Regions from separate parts of the Homo sapiens genome. Here region 2 is linked to region 1. Evidence: read pairs that join two places in POLR2A ChIA-PET (ENCODE). Cell type or tissue: IMR-90. All regions are shown on one strand. Links, peaks and the distances in the headings refer to the core of each region. The heading gives the core; the rest is flanking DNA.

Region 1 (8,049 bases), core at 1,063-6,062:
TTTTTCATATGATTACAGAAAGTGTTTCCTATCCTCATACCTAATCACTAAACTAATAGGGCTCTGGTATATTACCAGTGCAAGATTCAAACTCTATCTAATCAGGGTCTTTGCCCAATTAAAAAATTGGTTTATTTGTTTTCTTGATGTTGAGTTCCTTGTATATTTTGGATAATAACCCTTTATCAGATACATGGTTTGAAAATATTTTCTCCCATTCTGCAGGTTTCTTTTTTGTGTTGGTTATTTCATTTTCTGTGTAGATTCCTTTCATTTTGGCCTACTTGTTTGCAGCTTCCACACACTGCACCTCCCTGTTACATCTCTTCTATGCTCAACTGGGTTTAGGAAGAACTACTTGGGATATTCAGGTATTGTATTTGAACTATAAGTCTATAGATACCAATCTGAAGCTGTGAGGGAGAATTTGTTACTATACGACTGTAAACAAGTAAACAACCTATTTGTACTTGACGTAGTGCCTATGACATGACCGATTTAATACAAAACTATGGAACACGCAAGATTATTTTTTGAGATGTTAAATATGACTTCACAAACTTACCTAACCTTTTGCTAATGCATGTAGTACCAAAAAGAAAAGATGGTTTTAGCTTCCTTTACTCAAAATATGAACATTAAGTATTGCGAATTTCTCTGCCAAGTGGTTCAGAAATACAGAATAACCCAGTTAAAAAAAGAAATTGTAAACCATCTTGGTCAGTCTACTCTATTCTATGTTTATATGTTATTTTCTCAAGCAATCACTTCATAATTATGGAGTTTACAAAATGATGAGAAAGAAGAGGGAAGGCAAAATAGCCTCTACTGCATTACAAGGAACATCAGCATAAACTGTACAAAGAATCACATCATTTCCATACCATGAACGTAGAAAGCAGACCAAGTTTACAAATGATAGGACAATGCGTTCTCTGCAATAGCCAAATACAACAAAACACTTTGAAAGTAAAGGTGAAAATTGTATAAAGAGAAAATACAAGCCTTTTAAATAGCATTATGCCAAGAGGTGAAAAGAAAAAATTCATCTCTTGGTATATTACAATTTCTTTATCTATTGATCGGCTCTTAGGTAGTTTACACATCTTGGTTACTGTGAATAATGCTGCAATGAACATGGTGGTATAGATGCTGATTTTACATGATAAAATATCTTTTTATCTTTAAAATATTTATATAAAAGATATTTTAATATATAATATATTATAAAATTATAAACTATAAATATACTATAAACTTATATGGTAATATTTATATAAAAGATAACATCTTATAACTTAACTTCAAAAATGCTGATTTTATTTCCTTTAGATATATACCCAGAAGTGGGATTGCTGGAGTAGTTCTATTTTTAATTTTTTGAGAAACCTCCATACTGTTTTCCATAATGGCTATACCAAGTTACAATTTCACCAACAGTGTACAAGGTTCCCTTTTCTCCATACTCTCACCAACACTCGTTATCTCTTTTTCTTTTAATAATAACCATCCTAACAGGTGTGAGGTGATATCTTATTGTGGTTTTGGTTTTCATTTCTCTGATGATTCATGATGATGAGCACCTCTTTGTATGCCTGTTGGCCGTTTGTGTGTCTTCTTTGGAAAAATGTCTATTCAGATTCTTTGCTCATTTAAAAAATTTGGTTGTTTTCTTCCTGTTGAGTTCCTTGTATATTTTGGATAATAACCTTTTATCAGATACACGGTTTGCAAATATTTTTCTCCCATTATGTAGGTCGCTTTTTTATTTGGGGGATTATTTCATTTTCTGTGCAGATTACTTTCATTTTTTAACTATTCACAATGATGCTTAATACTTACATAATAGGTAAGAATGTTAAGAAGATGTTTTAAATGTACCAGATACAACACAAAGAAGAATTTAGATTGATACACCAATGACATAAATGCTTTTATATTATTTACCAGCCTCCAGGCACTATGCTAAATCTTTTCACCTAATTCATTTGCTCTTCATAATAACCTTATGAAGTAGTTACTACTTTTATTCTTATTTTATGTGATGAGGAAACCAAGAGAGGTTAAGTAATTTTCCTTTGGTCTCATAGCTGTTAAATGACAGAGCTGGAAGTTGAACTCCATTAAACTGGCTCTAAAACCTGCTTGGTTAAACATTGCAATATGCAGTCTCACTTTTTTGTTAGCTAAACAATTTTATAAATGCACAAATCTGTGAACATGATACAGATACCAGTGTAGGCTCATGATCTCTCTGAAAGTCCTAATAATACAGCAGATAAATTTGACTGGGAAATTTTGATGAGCATTGGGTTTTCTATAGCTTTAAACAATCTACTTACACTCCTCAGATTGAAGATAGATATATTAAAACTGCCTACAAAATAATAATACATGGAAGTGAGGAAATCATGAACTGAGAAAAAAATAAGGTGAACTGAGAGTTCAGTTAGCAATCATGCTGCACACCTGCTGGGCTGTGAGGTCAGAATCTGAGGCTAGCGAGGCATCCTGAGAACGGCCCCTCGATTGCTGTGCTCTAGGCATCTGGGAGACTGTTTTCAGAAGAGATGGATCATGGACTTGTCTGGGGTTGGGTTTCATAGCAGTAAATATAAAAAAAGGAAACGTGATGAATTTCACAACTTACATCGCCTGTAGGATGAAAAGCAAAGCTAATAACTTATGAGAAATACATCTATTGTTGGAGCTAGAAATGAAAAAAAAAAAAAAAACATTCTCCAGTGGTTGCTCACAGAGAGACCTTTGTGCCTATCATGAAAAATATTCTCAACAACATCTGAGTGGCAAAAAAATAGGAATGTCATAAGACAAGGCTCGTGGCATGACAGCTAAAAGTAATCCAGCAAAAGTACTGACCTCATGTGAGGTCTCCAGGCACGATATTCCCATGATCCAGGCTTGTCCTTTCTTGACTCTTTACTCCTAGGTCCCTTCTATAAGCATAAGGAGCTTAAATTTTTTTGACTCATTTGTTTATTTTATTTAGCATGCCCAAATGTAGTCAGTAATTAGGATGCGTGTGTGTGTGTGTGTGTGTGTTTGTGGTCGGGGAGGGAAAAGAAACCAGGACTTAATAATCAGTTCTAATGTATCTACAATTTATATAATGTGAGACACTTCTGCAGGATCTGCATTTCTGTTTTGCATAAACACAAAATTAGGTCTAGCGATATTAGGAAATATATAATTATTAGGAGTGTAGTGGTGGTGAGAGCCTTAGAAAGCTAGAAAAAGTGGCAAACTAACGTTGGCCTGGATTGACCCTTGCTGTATGGTAAGCTCCAAAGGAAATAATTGAACACATTTTTTCAGTCATTTATTTATTTCATGATCAGTCATATTTGGTATCATGACAGATGGTGGCAGAGTTCTGCTGAAATAGAGTCAGCTTTGAATAAGACAGTGTGTGAAAACTCAGTAGCTCTTCCTACAATAAATTCATTAATATTCAGCAATTGCCTTTATCTTGTGCTTGAATGTGTTCGTGTTTGGGGTTCGAGCCTCATTACAGATATGAACACTTCTATAAAGCAGCACCAGTTTAAGCTGTGATAAAGGAATTTAAATGCTATCCACACTATTCAGTAAGGGCCTAGAATAATATTCTTTGAGAAAAATTGCTTTCTCCCACATTACAGTTGTATTTTAAATTGGAGTTTATCTTTTTCTGTGTAGTCTAATTATTTTTATTATTTTATAATTAAAATGACAGTTAGATTAAAAAATTTTAGTAGAATTACTACCCTAAAGTTACCAGTTTTCAGCTTCTGTAAGTCTCTGTTCCCTAGTTTGATTTCCACTTTGGAAGGGCAATGCCATAGTTTTGGAAAGAGGAGACATATTTTATGTGATTATAGAGAATGAGTATTTTTATTCTTTCTTTTTTTGAGATGGAGTCTTATTCTGTTGCCCAGGCTGGAGTGCAGTAATGTGATCTCAGCTCACTGCAACCTCCGCCTCCCGGGTTCAAGCGATTCTCCTGCCTCAGCCTCCGGAGTAGCTGGGATTACAGGCACCTGCCAACACGCTCGGCTACTGTTTTTTTTTTTTTTTTTTTGTATTCTTAGTAGAGATTGGGTTTCACCATGTTGGCCAGGCTAATCTTGAACTCCTGACCTGAGGTGATCCACTCACCTTGGCCTCCTAAAGTGCTGGGATTACAGGTGTGAGCTACCACACCCAGTCCTCTCCATTCTTTAGAAATAATAAAAGGGATATGGTTTGGCTATCATCTGGAATGAGATTTGGCTCCACTCAAATCTCATCCGGAATTGTAATCACCATGTGTCAGGGGTGGGGCCTGGTGGTAGGTGATTGGGTCAAGTGGCAAACTTCCCCCTTGCTGTTCTCATGATAGTGAGTGAGTTCTCATGAGCTGTTTTTTTTAGTGTGTGGCACTTCCCAGTTTCCTCTCTCTTTCTCTAGTGGTCTGCCATGGTAAGAAGTGCTGGCTTCCCCTTTGCCTTTCGCCATGATTGCAAGTTTCCTGAAGGCTTCCAGTCATGCTTCCTGTTATGTCTGCAGAACTGTGAGTCAATTAAACATTTTTACTTTATAAATTACCCAGTCTTGGGTAGTTCTTTATAGCAGTGTAGAAACGGACTAATAAAACATGTACGTTTAATGTCTCCCAAGTACGGGATTTTTTTCTTTTTGTTATTCTTCATGTCACATTTGGTTGCTATAGGTAGGAGTGTGAATCACATAATGGATTTGTTCTACTATCCAAATCTTATACCTTTAGACTATGAGCCTTGCAAGGGGGTGAAACATTTTATTGCAGTAACCATCAGCACAACAAAATTCTGAATTGCAGATCATTGTTTTATTGGAAACACCTGACTCATTGATTTTGATTGATTTTAAATCTCCTCTCAGAATCAACTGAAGTCCTAAATCCTCTACACATTCTTACTTAACTCCTTTCCCTTTGATTAAATGCTTTAATCTCCCATTCTTACGGCATCTCTCAATTTCTACACTGGATTATAGTTACCAGTGCCTAGGTCTCACTGTTCCTATTGGATTGTTTTCCTTTCAAAGGCAAAATAAATGGCTGATTCAACTCTAACTTTCTCAAAGATCTAGCTAAGTATCCCCTAAAAAGTTAGTGTTCAATGGATATTTGTTGAGAGAATATGTAAGAGTTGACCAATGTAGATAATGTAAGATAATGGATGAGAAAAAGGGATTCAGCTATTAATGGAGTATCTGTTGGAGAATTGGCTTAATATCATACATGGTGTATGGCGGAAACTACTGAAACACACCATAGGTGACCCAGATGTCAGTTGTCCTTTCATTATCCTCTTGAAACTATCTGTCTATGTTCTCTGCTATTCTAATAAGAGAGAAGCAAGCATTGGTCAGCATAGAATCTACTGAAGATCTGCTAGGAAAAGCAGAGGAGTGAGTTGTCTCATAAAAAAATTTAGAACTTAGAAAAGTTCATATAGTGGCCTTTTTTGTTGTTGTTGTTCCTGGGTTCTTTTTGTCTCTTTTCCTTTCCTTCCATAAAGCACTCAGATTTCCCTAAATGTAATCTCCTGCTCTCAAATATTTCTCAAATTTTACAAATCCCTCATCTTCGTTATATGTAGAATTTGCCTCTCCTAACTTATTACAATGCTTGCAAAATGCCCTGTGGTTAGCACCCTCCAACCTCCTTAAAACGTATTGGGGAATTACATTCATTCAATAATTCAATATCACCTTTGTTTTTATTTTTTTCCATAAGTTATTGGGGGTACAGGGGGTATTTGGTTTAAGAGTAAATTCTTTAGTAGTGATTTGTGAGATCCTGGTGCATCCATCACCTGATCAGTATACACTGCACCATATATGTTGTCTTTTATCCCTCACCCCACCTTCCAATCTTCAACCCCAAGTCCCCAAAGTCCACTGTATCATTCTTATGTCTTTTTGTTCTCATAGCTTAGCTCCCACATGTCAGTGAGAACATATGTTGTTTGGTTTTCCATTCCTGAGTTACAAAGCCACCTTTATTTAAATAATTAAATGTTGTTAATAATTAATGCATTAACAAAAATTAATATTATCAGATAATATGACTGTCCTAGATATGGCAGATGGAGAAGTTCTGTCGTATGCACAGAATCATAGCCATTTCTTTGTTTGGGAAAGTTACAACAACTAAGCCCTAGAACAATACGAGTTATAGCCCATCTCAGGAGTCTTTCACTTTTGTGGGCCTAACTGGAAATAATTAGGGAGTTCCTGAATATGTATGGATCATCATTTTAGGCTGCTCAAACATGCCTCCATGTGTTTGCTGATGGCCAATGGGAAAAAGTTGCCCAAATGTTGCTCAAGGAGAATAGAGAATGTAGTGAACCCTCTAAAGCTATTTTAAGTAGGATTTCATGGGGCAAGATTGAGAAAATTTTATTGTTGTTTTCAGTATTCCTGGGGCTCTCCTCTTTTCATACTTTTGTGATAAAATACCCCCACCCTTCTACTTACTGCTGAAATCAATTTAATGACTCTAAAGACAATTGAATTAGTATTAACTTGTATAATACTTTGTTAATTTGATGACTATTCAGAACTAGTGATTTGAACACTATTCAGAATTAATGATTAAACAGACATAATAATTATTTTAATAAGCAGAGCTGAGCTCTCCATTTCTCAGAAGGTTTCTCTTGGTGCAGATGTGCAGAGATTCTACTTTGGTTTCCAACAGACTCTTGTCTTCCCACTAGAAGCTGTGGATGAGCCTGTTTTATGGCCAAGTCTGCCTTTCTCCTTCAGCTTTTCTTGCCTTAATTCTTATACCTAGACAATTTTAGACCATCAAGATGTGAATTTCCTTAGCCTTAACCTGGAAGAATGAAAAAGATCCCAGTTGGCTTTACTCAGGGAACTGACCATGTGGTTGTAATAGAGATTGGTCGATGAAGTTCCTTGCACATTATCTGAATCAAAAGCAGCCAAAGGGATGAACCAAGAGTTTCCACTGCTGGAAAACTCTTTCTATGAGTCTAGTTACTACAGGGATCCCCTTGGCTTTATTTTAGGAAATGATCCAATAAGTTGGTAGCCATAGAATGGTTAAAAGAGAGCAGGCTGACTAAGGGTAGATAATCAGAGGGAAGCCAAGCTTTTAGAAGTATCCTTGCAGCTGTAAGAGGTGCATCTGCATAACAGCCACATGGTTCTGAAAAATCACAACTGAGTGATTCACCTAATGCATGAAGTAAAATGGAAGAGCTTCCCCCCATCCCCCCAAAAAGAAACACACAGAAGCTATAGACCAGGGGTTACTTTTTGAAATTTTCTGTCCTTTCTATGGAGTTTCCCCATGAGTTTATTTCATTTAGTACTATTACTGTTCCACTTTATAAACTTAGCTCGGAGGCAAACAAATTTCCATTATCAGGCCTAGAGTTAAATCTATGTTATCTTTTACAAGAACTTAACTGTTAAAGACATTCCAACAAAACTAAAATAAGTGTTACAAAACCATTTCACCACACTGCCTTGTGGATAACCAGAATGAATGTCATCTTCAAATATGAAGGACAGACCCTTCTCTATTTTAAGAAAGAAGTATTTGAAAGTAATTTATACTCAAATTATTTCAACATGAATGTCAGCTGCATTTAGTCTGCATTGCTGAAAAGGTGAATAAAGACAGCTGCTAAACCACTGTGGTTGTTTTTAGAAATATTTCTTTTATTAGGTCAATGGAAGCAAATTGAGACATCTTTGTTTTATTCTATTCTATTCTATTCTATTCTATTTTTATTATTTATTTATTTATTTTATTTTTATTTATTTTTTATTTTTTTTATTTTATTGTTATGTTATGTTATGTTATGTTATGTTATGTTATGTTATGTTATGTTATGTTATGTTATGTTATGTTACGTTATTTTGAGACAGTTTTGCTCTTGTTCCCCAGGCTGGAGTGCAATGATGTGATCTCAGCTCACTGCAACCTCTGCCTCCCAGGTTCAAGCAATTCTGCTGCCTCAGCCTCCCAAGTAGCTGGGATTACAG
Region 2 (7,935 bases), core at 1,900-6,899, 640 kb before region 1:
GTCCAAAGCCCTTATTAAAGCTGACAGCCACCTGGCATCCATCTTTTGCAGGTGGAACTAGAGGAAGACAAACTGCTCTGAGAAAAACCTGCAATTAGAGTGAGTTATGGCTGGTATCAAAGGTAACCAAATCATTAGGGGCAGGGCTGAGGGAATCACTGGGAACCTCCCAGCCCAACCCTACCACATGTGAGGCCTGTGGCCAGATGTGTGCTTGCTGGGCAAGAAAAGAAAAGAGGGCGGGGGGAAGTTGAAAATATGTGAAAGAGGAATGATATACTTATCAAAAGTATGATAGCCATGAATTTTGAGAGGCAGCAGCTTGTGGTTTAGGAAACCAGGGTGGGCTTCTCCACAAAGGTCTAGATAACTTGGACCATGAGGGCGATGCAACCTTTATCTGTTTGGAGTAGATAAGCTCCATGAGATACGTGGCAGTGAGAAGCCATCTGGAGAAATGCACAAACAAGCAGGAGCCCTTGCTCTCTGCACCCCAGAGCTGAGAAATTCTTATGTGGGTCAGAGTTAGCCTAGAATTGTGGTGGCTGGGAAGCCAGTTTCTGTGATGTGAAAAACTGTCTGAGAAGTATGATGGTCATTTTAAAACCACGCCTGTTTCTGTATTTGATGGCATTTAACCCTGAGTCTAATTAACCACTTTTTGTGTGTTCTTTTAGGTCTGATTAACTCATTATCCCTCTCCCAAATCCTAATCTTGTTCCCCATTAGAGAAAGTGTGTGTGTGTGTGTGTATGTGTGTGCATGTGGATGAGTGCATGGATGTGTGTGCCTGCATGTGTTTGCATGAGTGTGTGCTTGTGTGTGCTAACCTACAGAGGCAGGAGACAATCCTGTGACTGAAAACTAACATCTTTTTTTTTTTTTTGAAGTTCAATGAGCTCCTTTTTTAAAAAATTTTTTGAAGTTCAATGAGCTCCTTTATTTATTTATTTTTTATTATACTTTAAGTTCTAGGGTACATGTGCACAATGTGTGGTCTCGTTACATAGGTATACATGTGCCATGCTGGCCCGCTGCACCCATCAACTCGGCATTTACATTAGGTATTTCTCCCAGTGCTATCCCTCCCCCATCCCTCACCCCATGACAGGCCCCAGTGTATGATGTTCCCCACCCTGTGTCCAAGTGTTCTCATTGTTCAATTTCCACCTATGAGTGAGAACATGCGGTGTTTGGTTTTCTGTCCTTGTGATAGTTTACTCAGAGTGATGGAAACCTAACATCTCTTACAAACAAGCCCATCCAGCCTCAGGAAGGCCAAGGAGTGTCTCAGACTGGTTTTACACCCTTGAAATGGCCTGCCTCAGTCTCAAACTGAACTAGAATTAAACTCAGAAATTATTTTAAAATGGTCTCTGCTACGGAGAGATATTCAATAACAACAAAAAATGAGTTATTCCTACATGCCTATTAATAGACATTAATTATTTATAAATTCTAGTAAAATAAAACATTTTATGAACAGAAAAAGAAAACTCCAGAACTAAATTTTTTAAACATCAATCCCAAGTTAGGAACCTAGAATTAGGCTCATCTTGGGTAACTGAAGATTTAGATAAGGGAAGAGGAATATGTTGCTCTCTGAACTTCATTGGAAGTATCTAAATATGTGCTTTGGCCAGATAAAAAGCTAGCAGAGAAAGGACTATATGGTTTTAAGACCATAAGGAACCCTACAGATTTAATTAAGTGTGGATGGGAGACTGTGTATGAGATGCATCCAGGATGACATCATAAATATCATGCATTTCCAGAACACGAGGGGTGTCTTCAGGATGGTAGATCTGACTTGCTCATGTCAGAGATGGGAAATGGAAGTTCAGAGAAGGTAAATGGTTTTCCTAAGAGCTAAGAGGCACAGAACCACACCCCAAATCTCCCGTTTTCTCTTCCAGGCATTTCATTCTGCTTAGAACCTTGCTTACCAAATCTGGAGTGGATACCGGTGTCTTACAAAGCTGCCCTTCTGCTACCTCGCTCTGGTGGGGAACGAGAGTAGGGCATGGGTTCTGAATCAGAAAGAGCTGAGGTTGAATACTGGCTTTGCCTCTTATTTTGTGTCCTAGGATAAGCTACTTTATTCACTGATCCTCAATTTTCTTATCTGTAAAATCTAGCTCATGGGTGTGTTCTGAGGACCAAATGAATTAAAGGATATGAGCACCTGGGTCAAAGCAATGAAAGGTAAGTGGTGCTGACTGTTACACTAATGACCCCCTTTCCAGGCTGCCCTTCTCAGAAATGCCCCCACTATCCCTCTGGTTAGTCACACAAGCCCAGACCCTAGAGTCTTCCTTGACACCTTCCTCTTCCACTCGTCCTGTCCCCAAATTCAATCCATCAAAACCTGTCATTTTAACCTGAACATTCCCAAATTTGTCCATTGTTCTCTATCTGTCCTGTCACCAACTATGTTTGAGTCACCTGTATCATGGGCCTAGACCAGTGCCTAAACCGCTGTGATGGTTAATGTAGGTGTGAACTAGACTGGCTTGAGGGATGACTAGATGGCTGGTGAAGCAGTGCTCCTGGGTGTTTCTGAAAGTTGCCAGAGACTGACCGACATTCAAGTCAGGCGACTGAGAGAGGAAGATGCGCCCCAATGTGGGTGGGCACCATCCAGTGGATTGCCAGTATGGCTAGAACAGGGCAGACGGTAGAAGGGTACCCAGCCTGCTGAGTCTTCTTGCTCTTCCTCTCTCCTCCTGTGCGGGATGCTTGCTTCCTCTCCTCCTGCCTTTGAATATGATGAGCCAGCCAAGTAAAACGGGCTCCTAGAGAATCTCCAACTGACCTGTGCAATGGGAGGATGGGGTGGGGTCTCGGGAAGTTCCAGCCATTTGCAGGGGGGAGGAGCCTGGCCCCTCCTGTTCCTGGGTGGTGACCTGGGATTCAATTGGTGAGATGGGGGCCTGTTAACAGGAACCATCTTGCTTTGCTGAGTTTTTTCCTTTTTTCACCCAATAAATTCTGCTTTTCTCACCCTTCTATGTGTCCATAAGCCTTATCTTTCCTGGTTGTGTGACAAGAACCTAGTTTTTAGCTGAACTGAGGAGAAAGTCCTACAACAATGAGACTGCAGTTTCTTCAGCTCTTGGACACTGGGACTTTCAGCAGTGGCCTCTTGGGGGCTCTTGGGCCTTGGGCCTCAGACTGACGGCTGCGCTGCAGGTTTCCTTTGTTTTGAGGCTTTTGGACTGGGAATGAGCCACACGAATAGCTTCTTTCTTTCCCCAGCCCGCAGATGGCCTATCATAGGACTTTGCTTGTAATCACTTAGCTGATTCTCCATAATAAACTCTTTTTTATACATACCTACATCCTATTGGTTTCTGTCCCTCTGAAGAACTCTAACACAACCCTAAACCATTTCCCCACACTCGCTCCTGTCTTCCTACCAGCCATTCTCCACACAGTAGCTGGGAGAGCTTTTCAAAAACAAACATCTCTCCTTGCTTCATGTCCTCTAGCTCTTGGCTCAAACACAACTTCTCCAGGGAAGTGACTGTGTCCTCTGATCACCCCCAGTGAGGGTCCTTTGCCTGAAGCTCTCACAGGATCCCCTCCCTTCACAGCACATGATGCCATGGTTAGTGATTACTCGTGAATCTAATCATTTTGACAGCGTGCATTCTCACTGCGTTGTGAGCTCCATGGGGGCAAGGACAGTGAGGGTTTATGTCCACATTCTATGCCTGGGGATGAACAAATAAATGAACAAATGCAGGAATGGAAGGAGGTGTAGAGTGCTAAATATTGCCTTCATTATACAGATGTAAAGACTGAGGCTCGACGTAGGTGGGCAGTTTCTTGAGGTCTCACACCAGAAAACGGTATGGTCCATATGTCCAGGGGTCAGATCCAAGCCCAGCACTCTTCATATTCCGCCAGTTTGCTTTGGACACCAGTACACACATGTTTCCCTTTACCATCCAACCTTTCTCTACTCCAACTAGTGGCTTGGCAAAAAATTAGAGATTTTTAATGGGGGGCTAGCAGGCTATAGGAAGGGTTGTAATTGGTACATGGAGAAAAAAGAGTACAAATTGAATATTTGAATTTTAAAAAAAAGATGATCATGAAAAGGCACAAAATGTGTTGCTGTTTAGTCCAAGTGTAACAGCGTTCTAGAATTGTTTCTATGGATCTGAAGACAGATTAAGGGCAAGTGACTTGGCAAAAGGCCTAGACCTGTTTTCAGATAATTATCTCACAGTAGAAAAAAATAAGGGCAGTACAAGCTCCAGTGAGGACACTACACCAACATGACAGATCTAAATGGAACATACTTCTATGAGTCATTTATAGCTTTAAATACTATAGAGAAAAGAATGCATAAAACATGCCCAAACAGCCTCTTTTTGATGTGGTGAACTCTTTTAAAACCACATTGTTCAAATTTACGTTAAAATGCAAACTCTTCATGTTTACAATGGTACTATTGGAGGAACTCAATATAAAAGTACAACTGTTACATTCCAAAGACAAGACTTAGAACAATAGGCCAATTCCCAGTGTGAATTTATGAGCTGCTAAACCTCAAAAGATTTCTTCAATTAGCAATGAAGACTCTTGACATATTTGCAGCCTGATATAGGGGCTGCTCTTTATATAATTTGGGGTGTATCAGAACTTTTCCTTACTTTTATTTACCTCGGATGACAACTATTATGCTTCTCCCTGTGCAGCGTTTGATCCTGCTAATTATGCTACAGGGCCAGGATGGTGTTTCACGGTTCACCATTGCTCCTGGGGCAGGCTACAAATTATACATAATGCACTGCATTGTAATTGCTGCATTGTGAACTTTGCTCGCCTTTCCAACACAAAATACCGACATCTAAGTTGTTTTATTATTAAAAACCATAAGGGATTCTTTTGGATTATAAACATCTGAAGACGTAACATTCTCATGAATTCCAGCCGGCTATTTCGGACACTCAGTGGGGCAGACAAGGCTGAAAAGCAAAGCAAATACACTTCATATTTGTGTTTACAGAAAAAAAGGAGGCGGCAGTCATGAAGGCAAGACTGTGTTAAATGCAAAACTAAAGGGAGGGGGAGCTTGCCGAAGGGGAGACACAAACTGAACTGGGAAACCAGAGACGCGAGACATCCAATGATGCTCCTTGACTTCTCTGGGCCTCAAGTTCCTCATTTCCAGAACAAAGGCACAGAAACAAATGACCAAAAAGATCCCTTTTTCCATGAAGACAGGCATTCATGAGAGCAGTGGCTTGTTTCTGAGTCTCACTTGTGAGGCCAGCCTTATCCCAGCCTGAAGGGTAAACCAGGAACCCGAGTCTTGTGCCAGACAAGAGGCCTCTGCCATCCACCCTGTTTGTTTGGGGCCTCTAAGAAATAGATAATGGCTCTTTCAATGGGAGGAGGGGGTCAAAATAAATGAAGCCTCAGTTTTATATATAAAATGCCACCAAGTGGGGAAAAATATCAGAGCAGTATTGTGGTCACTGAAATTTATCACTGCCCTTGTGACCCAGGGCCAAGAGGCCTCACTCCAGACACCTACCCGATAGGCCCAAGTCATAGTACCTTGTGCCTGCAGCACTTAGAAGCCACACCCAGGCCCCGTTAAGGTACTCCTAACCCTCCCTTCTCTCCTCCTCTCAAAATGAGACAATAGCCTGATGTGTGAAGTTGGACTGGGGTCTCTTCTCTTCCTCTAAGTGTTCTAGATGAGCTTAAGGTAGCAGCAGCACCACACGGAACTGTGTGCATTCTTCATCAGTATACGGTGGTGAGTCTCCTACACAGTGAAGATGGGATAGTCAAAGAAGAGGAAAAGGCAGGGGAGGGTTTCCAGGTAAGGAGGCGTGGGTAAAGCTCACACATTTTGATAATTTACAACAAATTGTTACTATATTGGGGTACTGCTCCTTTGATGTTGCTGCATGTCAAAGCAGCTGAAGCAGACGTCTCGACTTGGACTTGGGAAGTCACTGACTAGACATCCTCATTTCTCTTTGTCTAGTGGTGTCTCCAGGGGGGTGGGCATATCCAAGATCTAGTATGACCAGAGGACACAGACAAGGTGACAGAGGACTTAAGTGACAATGGACAAGAGCTCCACACCTGGACTGCCCCAGAAGCCCTGCTTGGCTGCTAAGTTTGGGCTGGCCTTGAGGGAAGAGCAGGCTGTGCTCTCACACCTTCCAAGTGTCCCTAGTACCAAAAACTTGGGGCTTTGTACCTCTGCTCCAATCCATACTGCACATAGTCTCCAAACCAAACAGCCAGGACTTGTGACCAGACAGGCCCTGCTATGCTAATGGGGGCAGGAGACCTATTTTCAACTGGAACCATGAGTGTGACTGTTCCCCAGATCTAGATACAGAACACAACAACCCTGGGGCCACTTACATTACTCCTGCAGCCAAATGCACTCAATCAGAACCCTCAGAGGGACAAGGTAATCTTGCCTGCTATCTATTGGTGACAATGAAATCTTGCTTTTGTGTATTATCTCTTTTCAAACATTTTCTAAATAATCTGTAGTTCCTAAGCATCATCATAACTTTTAATATGTCAGTACACAAGGCAATACTTAAGGAGTTTATGTACAAATCATTGTCGAAAATTCCAAGCCTAACAGATTTTAATGAGTTCCTTCTGCATGTAGAAATAAATGTATTTCCCTGCATTGGACAATAGTTTGACGCCATCTTTAAATCCAAGCAGATTCCCCTCTTCTGTACCAAACTGCCCATTTCATTAGGAGGGCTAATAAGGTTTTCTATCATCTGAGTAGGACTGGCCTGGCTTCTGGGTGGCCCGAGGGGGAAATAAGAATGAGGAAAATCAAGAAGTTGCTCCCTCTAGGAGTGGGGCCCTCCCTCACCCCATGGCCATTCTGAGGAAAGCAAACTGTCATTGAGTTCGGGCCTCCCTCACCTCCAGCTTTATTGAGGTCTAATTGACAAATAAAATTGTATAAGTTTAAGGTGTACAACGTGATGATTTTATATATGTATTTATAGATGTGTGTGTGTGTGTTTGTGTGTGTAGTGAAATGAGTACCACAATCAAGTTAATTACCTCAGGGGCATCGATTCCACCTTTTCTACATGGTCCTGTTATGAAGAGTTTCTCTTTATTCTCATTTATCATTCTGGGGCACCATATTAAATCTTGGGAGGCCCTAGGAGAGCTCAGATCTGAAAGATTTTATATTAGAAATGGAACTGCCAACTAAATGGAAGGAGGAGCTGGTGGTTTTAAAAACATAATTTCCTTGCTACCCACTAAGAGTCCCAGTTCTCTCCACGTACCAAGGAGTCACTGCTGCTGATTCACGTGTGGCCATCAGAGCAGTGGAACTAGGCCTCATCTGTGCCACAGGAGCACAGCCTGGAAGAGATACATGGCCTGAAAATGGTAATGGGAGCACCAAGATCTCCAGGATGTCCCTGAGCCACGCACTGGCGAGGTACCTGAAAAGAGTGATCTCCAATTATACGATGACACCGTGAGCACTGTATGGTTCACGACTCTCAGCACTGTACAGTTCACGACTCTCAGCCTGCAGGGAGTATCCACCCTGCTCTTGGGTGCGGGACACTAAAGAGGATCCTGGTGCCTGGAAATCTATACAAATCACTTCCACAGGTACCTTCCCATTTATTTTAGAACCAAACCAGAAGAATGTAATAACTAGATGTCTCTTTTGTACATCCTTGTTCAACGAAAAAGTGACTCTAAAGAAGTTAATACCTTGACAGTCAGGACTAAAAAGAGCAACACCCAGGCCGGGCACGGTGGCTCACGCCTGTAATCCCAGCACTTTGGGAGGCCAAGACCTGTGGATCATGAGGTCAGGAGATCGAAACCATCCTGGCTAACACGGTGAAACCCCGTCTCTACTAAAAATACAAAAAATTAGCCAGGCCCAGTGGT

The links. ChIA-PET counts read pairs that join two places held together with the same protein. Peaks named below come from ENCODE experiments on the same cell type or tissue, not always from the same donor. Only the 100,000 strongest peaks of a DNase experiment are listed, where the experiment ranks them.
Region 2: POLR2A ChIA-PET joins it to region 1 with 5 read pairs; 1 of 35 experiments calls an interaction of 5 or more read pairs at or near these places.

What each region holds. Positions count from the first base shown.
Region 1 is chr2:226,329,982-226,338,030 of GRCh38, reverse strand. No RefSeq gene overlaps it. Among named protein-coding and RNA genes, the nearest start is that of MIR5702, 320 kb to the left of the region's middle. In IMR-90, for the core only: no CTCF peak of the experiment used is centred there; a DNase peak (open chromatin) is centred at 3,000; H3K27ac peaks cover 255 bases.
Region 2 is chr2:226,974,387-226,982,321 of GRCh38, reverse strand. The region is part of intron 8 of RHBDD1 (rhomboid domain containing 1); the gene reads right to left. It also overlaps a transcript of COL4A4 not described here. Among named protein-coding and RNA genes, the nearest start is that of RHBDD1, 140 kb to the right of the region's middle. In IMR-90, for the core only: no CTCF peak of the experiment used is centred there; a DNase peak (open chromatin) is centred at 4,311.